2 separate regions of the Mus musculus genome follow, and region 1 is linked to region 2. The links are chromatin contacts, found by Hi-C or POLR2A ChIA-PET in ENCODE. All regions are on one chromosome and are shown on one strand. Each heading gives the region's core, a stretch centred on a gene start or an enhancer-like site at or near the end of the contact. The rest is flanking DNA. Distances are from core to core; before and after follow the strand shown.

What was found. Hi-C counts contacts between places; a loop is a spot of excess contacts on that map. ChIA-PET counts read pairs that join two places held with the same protein, here RNA polymerase II (POLR2A).
Region 1: a loop to region 2 is called in a map of heart, with 3 times the contacts of the local background. The contact joins the promoter of Plat here to the promoter of Ap3m2 in region 2. A Hi-C loop is called at or near these places in 1 of 37 maps with a recorded cell type or tissue (heart). POLR2A ChIA-PET finds 5 or more read pairs at or near these places in 1 of 5 experiments (Patski).

The regions. Positions count from the first base shown.
Region 1 is chr8:22,755,068-22,760,258 of GRCm38, forward strand. Plat (plasminogen activator, tissue) reads left to right here and starts at 2,655. Exons shown (of 14, transcript NM_008872.3): 1 at 2,655-2,761.
Region 2 is chr8:22,802,678-22,807,603 of GRCm38, forward strand. It overlaps Ap3m2 (adaptor-related protein complex 3, mu 2 subunit), which reads right to left and starts at 2,977. Exons shown (of 9, transcript NM_029505.3): 1 at 2,899-2,977; 2 at 1,083-1,425. The coding sequence starts at 1,355.

The DNA.
Region 1 (5,191 bases), core at 1,405-3,904, 48 kb before region 2:
GCATATCCAGATGTGCCTGCATCTGGTATGAAGTCACTTTCTTTTTCTCAGAGTGGTATGCAGGTACCATGAAAGAAACTGAAAAGAAAAATCCATCCGTTGCTACAGCAATCGAGCCCTAATGCTGTGTTTTAATCTTTATCTACTCATCCTTGTGGGGTTTATAGAATTTACATCACACTTAGGGGCAAGGTGATATTCCTAATTTTGGTATGTCTATATAACTGTGGTATCAATCATCCTCAGACCATACAATACTGTACTATGCTGATATGTCGAATGCCAATACTCCTCTATTTTTGAGCATCTAAATTATCTTCAGTGTCACATGATCAAAACAATGGTTTAGACCAGGCTTCTGGATGGTGCATTCTTGGAGTTCAAGGTCAGCCTGAGTTACATAGTTCCAAAACAAGCAAGCAAGCAAACAAACAAACAAACAGAACCCAAGGTTTTATAATCATGTGTGGAATTTTAAAACTTATTGTTATTAGGTTAAAATTTCAGAAGTCTGCTCCAGGAGAATTGCCTGATTTTTAACTTTTCATTTTCATCACTTCGAACGATTTGTTAGAATAGTGCAAATCCCTCTTGTACAGTCTGGTAAGCGATTCTTCATAGCTATCACCATCTCCAAGAGGACTTTGCTTTGTCCTATCCATTTTTTTCCTCAGGGAGTGCATGAGCCTGCAATTCACCCACCTGGTCCAGCTAGCCAGTGTAAGTCTCCAGTGCAGATGAAGGCCTGGACAGTATATGCTGCCTTTACTACTTCTAAGCGGATATGAGCGAACGTCTGTTAACTCTAGACTGAGAACAGACAAAGGAAACAATTCCATGGGTCTAGCCTGGAGAACTAAACAGTGAATTCAACTGGGGTAACTTCCAGAAGTATGAGATGAGGGGTGTCCTCTGGTCAAGTCCCTCACAAAGAAAAGTCCCTCACCACCTCAGCATTTGTTAATAGCCCATCCCTGTGTCCTCGGGGAGAAATGGGGCAGGGAGATGCAGGTCTATGAGCCTTGGGCCTTAATAGGGTCTAATTTCAGGGCAGGACCAGCCATGGCATGCATGAGGAGTCCCTACATCCCAGCAGTGTATTCCCAATAATGCCATCTGGATATTTACCTCATTTGTCCTTAAAAGCTGATCCCCTTTTAAAGGAGATGCTTTTAGTCTGTACACAGAGCACCTGCCTCCTGGTTAATAGCTGTGTTGTCAGCTTCTTGCCCACTTCTCTTTCCTTGGGCTATCCTGGGAATCACATCACTTCTTAATTAGTTTTCTCATCATGGTTTTTGTCCTGATACCTCGTCAGCTGTCCACTTCCATTGCCCCCAACAAAGGGATCATTAAGCCAACTCTCTGCCCCCACAGGTGACACACACTACAGAGAGGACCCCCATTGCAGAAGCTAGCCTTAGGAACTCTTTCTTCAGCACTTCATTTTCTTATCCATCTGCCCCCAAGTTATTGTACTTGGAGCCCTTTGGAGCAAAGGGCTCCTAGGCAAGTTTCCCAGGATGTGATATCATTAAGATTTATTTTCACTCCCCCCACCCCACCCCCCTGCAATCCTTTGACTAAAATCAAAGTTCCCATTGTTATGGTATCAGCTTCCCATTTGTATTTCTGGCTCTTCAGTCTTGCTTCCCACCCCCCCCCACCCCCACCCCCCGGAGTCTGACAGGGGAAACAGACTCACAGGTGGTAGAAACACAAAAGCTGGGGTTTCGGAGGATGTGTGTGTGTGTGTGTGTGTGTGTGTGTGTGTGTGTGTGTGTTTATGGAGGGGAGTGTGCATTTAGCAAAACTCAGGGCACCTGTGATTACTGAGAAACCCTCCTCTCAGCTCCACGCCAGCCGAGATTGACAGAGGCCACTCGCCCACCCCTCTGATGTGCAAGCAGCTGCAGATGAAGACTAAACTGGAATTTTGGGTGACCTGGTGCCCCGAGACTGCCGAGGCTTTGGTAGGTTGTGAAAGGGTCATCAGAATAGTAGTTTTCAGGAGCTTTTATTGTCTGCCTCCGGGGTGTGGGGCTTAGAAGAAGGATGGCTTAGGATAGAATTTCAGGGTGCTGAGGCTGAGAGACCTGCCCATTTCCCCACTTTTCTCAATTCTCTGAGAGATCTCTGCTGAGATGCCGCAGAGAAGCACCTCAGTCTAGGAGAGCAGGTCAGAGGTAGGGAGCGCACCAAAAGTCATGTGCGTTCTATCTCCAGTCACACCCAACCCAGCTTATCATCATCTGCCCGGCCAATTAATTGCCCACGTGTCCTGAGGGGTAGTTGCTTCAAATTCCAGAAGACCTCTCCCCCATCCCCAACTGGGCGGGGCTGTTTAGAACTATAAACTCATGGGTCAAGACAGGAGCTTAGAGCAGCAGATCCTTACAGTTCCTTTTAGGCCTTTGAGACCGGGGTTTTAAAACAGGATGAGTCTTAAGTCCCCTCCAACTCTGAAAATTCCTGTGATTCGATGACATCAGTACGGTGAATAATCAAACTGGCGGCAAGCCAAGACTGGCTGTGCTCCTCCGCGCGCACTTCCTCCCCCTCCTTAGAGACACCGGCTGCTCCATTGGCTCCTCAGTCCACCCACCAGCAGAGGAGAAACCCCGCCCACACCTCTGGCCCCACCCCTTCTTCATCCTTCAAATTGGCTGGAGCTGTTCAGGGAGACAGAGCCTGCAGGAACTCAAGAGCTCAGCGTCAAGGAGAGGCCCCTGCAAGAGTGGGAAAGAAGCAAGCACTCTCGGTAAGTTAATTTCTGCCGGTATCTAACAGCTGACTCTTCTTCTGTCCCTTTAAAGTCTTTGGGGGCAAACTGAGCCAGTGAAGGGATGCTTAATGGAAGCACAGACAGAGGACCAGCCAGCATCATCCAGGGTTCTTTGCAATGACCCTGGGTAAGCTGAGGTGAGAGGGAGAGAATGGGAGAGAGGTGTCTCTTGCAGAAGTTTTGCTTGCACAGGGGAGAAAGCAAACAGAATGACTCCGGTTCTTTCAACAGACAATGGGAGCAGCACTAACGGGCAGTAACTAGATTCAGCTGCCTTCCTGAGCTGAGAAGCCAGAGTTGTATGGCTACCTTCTGACCAAGGAACACACTAAAAAACAGGCTGGGCATCAAGGAGGGGGCATTTTGCCTGGGCAGCATGATTAACTAGGCTGGCAGAGAGAAGCTGAGATTTTTAGGAACCTCTCATTACTAGTGGGAGTCAGGATGCAAAACCTCTCGTCTCTCGGGAGTTCATCGCATCCTCTCTTCCGTTCTTCCAGTCAATCTCACCCTTGGACATCAAGCACAGATGTGTTTGCTTTTTCATGCTGCAGCTGGAAGAGTCTAAAGGCTCTCTGGATTCCTTCAGGACCTTTGTTTTCTTAACCTCACAGAAACAGCGGGAGGATGGATGGAGTGGGGGGAGGGAGAGATGGTGTGGGCGTGGGAGGAAAGTATGCAGCGCTCCAAGATAACTAAGGACGAAGCTTCAGTGCAAAGAAAAGCAGTAGCAATGCTTTAATTTGATGGCCAGCTTAGAATGATGCCGTGGTCTTCCGCAGCTGATAATGGGGCAGGGGCATATACAAAAAACGTGTGTCTGTTGTGGTGGTGGATATTTAACAATCCTGCGAGCGCGTCACAAATACAACTGGAGTACACTTACAGAAAAATACAGCTAGGGATTTTCACTGAGATCCAGACGTGGCCTGTCCAGAACAAATCTATGCAGGTCAGTGGAAGGTAGAGTGGGCACAGCCAGTGAGGGTTAAATAATATTCAGCCCCAGACCAGATACTGGAAACACTATAATGTAAACAGTCCCTCTGACCATCCTGTTCAATCCACCTAAAGTGTTTTTAGGAGAGCCAGCCTGTATCCTGGCAGGGGCAGTACTAGCTGCACCCCCCCACCCCGGACCAACTGGATTAGGACGGAGTTTCCAGGACACCCCCAGATTATTTGGAAAGTCTCCTGTGAGTTCTACAGCAGCTGGCCTGCTCTCTCCCAGACCCAGGATGCTTGATGCAGCCGGGAGGAGCAGAGGAACATCTATATTTCCGCTAAGGCTTTGGGGACTGAAGCTGCACACATCAAGACTGCTCACTGAGCAGGGTGCTCGGCCAAAGCCAGAGAGTGACTCAGAGTTGCCTGCCAGGCTCGTGGACTGGAAAGACTGGTGTGAGGGTTGTAAGGTGAAAACACATGTGCTCGTCCTCCATCTAATGGTGGAGGCTGCAAACACGGCTTATCAGCCACAGTTAATAGACTTAACGCCATTCACAGTGTAAAGTTCACACACATCCCGAGACACCAGGTCTCTGTGAGTGGGAGCCTTTGGTGGTCTGAGCTGAAACAGTGCAATCTGAGTTCTGGCAGCTGTGCATCTATTGTCTCAGAATAGCTTTTTTTGTTTCTTTTTTTTTTTTCTCTTGGGTGTCAGAAAATGCTGCAGGAAGCAACTAAATGCAGAAACCAAGAACTGAAGGCCAGCTTTGAGCTGGCCATGGGATAGGTCTCACTTCAAACCCAGTCGGGTGCTGACGACCCAGATTTCTAGAGGACGGAGCTGGAGTTGGGGCTGCAGCTTAGTTGGCAGAGTGTTCACGTGGAATGCAGAGAGTCTTTAGGCCTGATTCCCAGCACCAGGTAAACTTGGTGTTACAGTGAACACTTGTAATCCCTAGTGCTCAGGAGATGTGGGCAAGAAGATCAGAAGCTCAAGGCTAGCCTGGGATAAGTGAGATCCTGTTTCAGGAGGAAAGGAAAGGAAAGGAAAGGAAAGGAAAGGAAAGGAAAGGAAAGGAAAGTTAAGTTACAGGTAGAGATTCACAAAGCCTTGGTCAAGTACCATCATCTTTAATACTGGCCCAACTGTCTACTTTCATGATGCCTGGGAGACTAACTTTTATAGATAGGAGTGCAAGGTAAGATGAACTCAATTCTTGGTTACTGGAAAAACAAATGAAGCAGATTGCTGGTCATGTATCACAAATTTCTCTGGAATGTTTAAAGGCACAGTCCAGGAGAGCTGTGTCAGCAGCTCAGAAAACACAGGCCAGCTGTTCTTCATGTTCAGTGCTCCTGACACATCAGAGAGAAGCCTCTAGAGTTTTCTTTGGGGATTGACCTAACAGACCCGAGTCCACCCTGTGCCTCTGAAATGATCACTGCAGGCATAGACTG
Region 2 (4,926 bases), core at 1,727-4,226:
CAACCTTCCTTTAATATAATTCCCTTATGCTGGGGTGACCCGCCCCAACATAAAATTATTTTCATTGCTACTGCATAACTGTAATATTTCTACTGTTATAAATGACAATGTGAATATCTGATATGCAATCCCTGTGAAAGGGTAGTTTAACTCCTAATGGTGTCTCGACCCACAGGTTGAGAACCACCACCTTAGAGCGACAAATCAAGATGTAAACTACAACAAACCTCACATTCTCCCAAGAACAGAAAACCATGACAGCAACTCACATCAGCATACATGCTTCGTGTACGCAACTCATTCAGAATGAAAGCTGAACCCAGAGAGCCCTGCCAGGAGCAGTCCAAAGAAGTGCCTCTTAGCTTCTCCTCTTTGTTCTTTTAGAAAACTTGACACTTGTCATCTTTGGGACACAAGTCAAAGCAATGAGGCTAACAATGGCTAGCATAAATTTAACAGTACTAAAAAAAACCTCACAAAGTGGTGGTGGCCCACATCTTTAATCCCAGCACTTCAGAGGTAGAGGCAAGAAGATCTCTGTGAAATTGAGGCCATCCTGGTCTACAGAGTGAGTTCCAGGATAGCCAGGGCTACACAGAGAAACCCTGTCTAGAAAAAAAAAAGGTCTGTGTGTGTGTTTGTGTGTCTGTCTGTCTATCTATCATGAATAAATGAACTCTAATTGTGAGCAAAGCTAAGAAAGAACATGCATTCATGTGTAACGGGTGGCTCTCTCACGCAAGAGACCTCAGAGCATCCAAATGGTTTTTTTGAATGCAGCCAACTAAGAAAATAGGAAGAAACTTAGACAGGATATGAGCTATGCTCAGTTTTGATTCTTAAAAAAATACTCTAAACCCAAGCTAAAAACAATGGAGACAGTACTATAAAAATATGTTTGCAAGATGGCATGGCAGCTTATGCCTATAATCCCAGCACCTAGAAGGCTGAGGCAGGAGGATGGCTGCAAATATGCTGGGCTACGCAGCTCAGGCTAGCCTGGGCTACACAATGCCAGCCCACCAAAGGTTTGGTTCTTTTATGGCTTATATACATTTCTATACACTCTCACATTTACAAACCTGAAATGTATCCACTACTCGGTGAAGGAATTCAATGACAAACAGAGGCGGGACCTCTGTCTGGATTACAGCCACAAAGAAGATCTTGTGCCGGTAAACACTCAGGAGGTAGTGGTGAGGGGTGGGGATGACCGGAGGCACATTTTCTGCCTCGGTAGCTCTCTCTTGGGCCTCGAAGAAGTAATCACACACAGAGCGGCTGACCACACTTTTCCAGTGTTTCTCCAGGAAAATATCTCCGGAAGAGTTAATCAAGAAAAGGCTGTGAATCATGGTGGAGAGGCTGGTGGGAGAGGAACGCTGGTTCAGTCTGCGAGCCTCTGGATTCAGCTAGTTTTCAACCCTACAAACAAAAGAGACTGGACTCATTTTCACTGAATTAAAACAACCTTATTTTCCAGAGGTTCGAGGATCAGGCCCAAGTCCTCTTCCCATTGGTGCATTCAACTTTTTGATACTGCCAACACGACACTGTCATCCACAAAAACACCCTCAGGAAGCATACAAGTCACAAAACGAGATGGGAAAGCAAATGTCCCCATGACTTAAGGAAGTTTACCGTTTTGTGTTGGGCAACGTTCCTAGCTGTCCTGGGCCACATGTGGCCTGCAGGCCACCGGCCAGACATACCTGCTACTATTACATGAGCCCTAAGGATTCTTCCCTTGAATTCCCAATAATAACTAGCAGCCAATTTGTTTGTCTGTTGTAGATTTTCAGTTCTCTGTTATTATTGCCCGAGTTAGATCCACTTAAAACACTAGTTTCAGGCTTGTGAGATGGCTCAGCAGGTGAGGCTTGCTAACGATCCAAACAATGGGATTCAATTTCATTGGGACTCATAACATGAGAGAAGAGAAGTGACAACCTGTTGTTCACATGGGTGCACATAAATATACTTAATTTTCTTTTAAATCCGACTTTGCCAGGCACTTGGGAGCTAAGACAGGAGGATCACAAGTTTGAGACTAGCCTGGGTTACATAACATGATCCTGTCTCAAAAAAACAAACAAAACAAAACAAAACAAAAAAAATCTAGATGAAATAAACAAAGATGTTAGGCACTATTTAAATGGGTAGTGGGCATTTGAAAAGAGGCCGATAGTACTGACATATACTGTAAGATTAGAGACTGGACAGCTTCGGTTGGGAAAAAAGACTCAATTTTAAATATCTTACCACTTATTTAATACTGGTAATATGTTTGGGTCAAATGAAATATATTAAAATTTAACTTATCGTTAGCTTACCACGATTCCTATTCGAAACAGCATATGTGATGTGCTTTCTACTTCTCCTGAGCAGAGCCAGCCCCTGGAATCTTTGCCACTGTGATCTTTACTCATTCACTAAGGACCTATTCTCTGAATTATTTGTGCACAAAGCATTCCGCTGGATGCTTAAAAAAAAAATCTCTGGAGACACCCTAGTTTGTCTACAGTGACATCTCCAGGATGAGGCAGCTTTGCTGCACCCAGGGGTGGCCTAGAAGCGAACTGACTTGAGCTAGCACAACTGGTCACATTGCTAAGACCTGTTTTCCTAGTGCCCCAGGAGAGAGTCCAGATCGTCGGCTGCCAAGACAGCCATCGAGAGGTTGCAGCCCAGCAGCCTGCAAGCCTAGGGTATTGGAGGCCCTATGGGCCTTGGGGCTCCAGCCTGAAAACTGTCCAGAAGCAGGGACCCTGGTCCCAGAACTGTGCACCTGCGTTGCCATGGCAACGGCATTTGTAGCCCGGGACTCTTCCCGTACCTCTCTCCCAGGCGACGCCCAACGCAGCCCTTCCCATCCGCGCGCGCCCAGCCCAACCCTACCAGCTTCGACCAGGTCTCAGGCTCCGTTCCGGCTCCGCAGCGCAGTCGCGCTGCGCAGTGCTCCTTGCACGAAGGCTCCGCCCCCTCCTCACCGCTCTCACGTTGATTGGCCAGCCGCTCCCCGGCTGCCGCTCCTGCGCTCTGATTGATCGCCGTTCGCTTGCTAGGCTCTAGCATCCGATTGGTCTTTATTGAAGGTCCGGTAACCTTCAATTGGTGTAGCTCTGAGACTCCAAGCCCCGATTGGAGGATGAAGACAGTCGGTCATCCAGTCACAAAGGGCCTCCGGGGAGCTAGAAAGTGACCGGAAAGGTAAAATGATTCCCGGGATGCTTCTAATTTAATGCATCACAGATAACCAATCATAACTAACCTCCATTACACAGGTGCACTTAAAAAGCGACTGCTTGCCGGGCCTGTGGCGCAGGTCTTTAATCCCAGCACTCAGGAGACAAGCAGAAGTATCTCAGTGAGTTCGAGGCCAACCTTGTTGTCTACACAGGGAGTTCCAAGCCAGCGGGAAAGAACCGGGAAGAATAGAGGAAAGGAGGGGAGGGGAGAAGACAAGAGAGGAAAGGAAGGGAGAAAAGTAGAGACGTAGTGGGGAGGGGGGAGCAAGGCAGAGAAAGAGTGACAGACAGACAGATAAGACTGACTTCTCCTTCCAGACTCTCAGTTCCCAGATCCGATAATGAAGGTGTTGGGGCAGGTCTTTGAAACCACCTTAAATTTAAAGAGATCACAGGTTACTGTGACTCGGGAAAGTGTGAAGCAGAGATCCGATGGAAATTTTATCTTCAGTTAGATTAAAATGAGGCATTCGGTAAGATGAAGTGTGAAGGGGGTTGCAAAAACTGCTGGGCACACTGTAAGATGAAATGACAAACTGCGGTGATGACGGTCGTGCCAATCTAGATGAGTCTCCGAAAGGTCTCTGGCAGTACCTAAAAACAAGAGGCCCTACCTCAAATCAGATGGAAGGTGAGGAGTGATATTCTGACTCCTACAAGTGTTTCCATGCACAAATGCAAACGCGTACCTCATACATGCAAAAACGGGTGTGTGTGTGTGTGTGTGTTTATTTTCCCTTTCGTTTTGTTACTTGAGACAGTTTCGCTGAACAATTCTGGCTGGCCGGGAAGTCTCCAGATCGGGACAGCTTTGAACTGTTTCCCTCTGCCTCCCGCCTCCGGAGTGCTGGGATTAAAGGCTTGTGCTGCCCACCTGGTCGCTACTCACCCGGGGCCGGGCGCGCGCGGGGGAGGGGTGTGAGAAGAAATTTTAAAAATAATTTCAAAGCTTAAAAAAAAAAAAAAGAACGATTTGTGACATTGCCTCATACGTCCCGTTTGAAATTACAGAAGAAATAGTCATCAAATGAGAAGATTTCCGGAGGAAGAAAAGAGATTGGTCCAAAAAAAAAGAAGTTTTCAAATAACATACTTAGTTTCTAAGTAGTTATTTAGATAAAGATTACTCTCAGAAGCAAACCAAACCTCTGCTTTGCAAACATTTGTCTACTGTGTGCCAGACCCAGCTGCTTCCTGTTCATCAAATGTGGGTTTTTTTGTAGCTAGAAGTGAAGACCAGAAAAACTTCCTCTGTCAAGTCACCTCCTGGGTTTCCTTTTCTCTGCGTGGCTTACTTAGCATTGCCTGAGTGTTACAGGTGGCCTTTTTATCATTTGAGAATGAGTTTTCAAGTTTTGTTAAAAGTTGACTCAGTGAGATGTGACGCAGCTGCCCCAGAATTCCCTTCAGCATCTGCCTTTATTAAGTACAATGTAAGGAAGACCGTGACCACTCCCTCCCACAGACCAGACGCGGAAATGTGACTTTGTATAACTCGTCCTATGCTCCTCAGCACACAGACACCAGCCTATTTTTCTCTGCACACTGTTCCGCCTTCTCTCTCTTGATCTATTCTCTTAGGCTGTACTCCCCCCCACGCCCAGTTCCCCAGACAGATCTTGTAAGCTCCATCTGTCCTCATTCTAGGATTCCTCAGACAGCTTATAGGCGTGTGGAC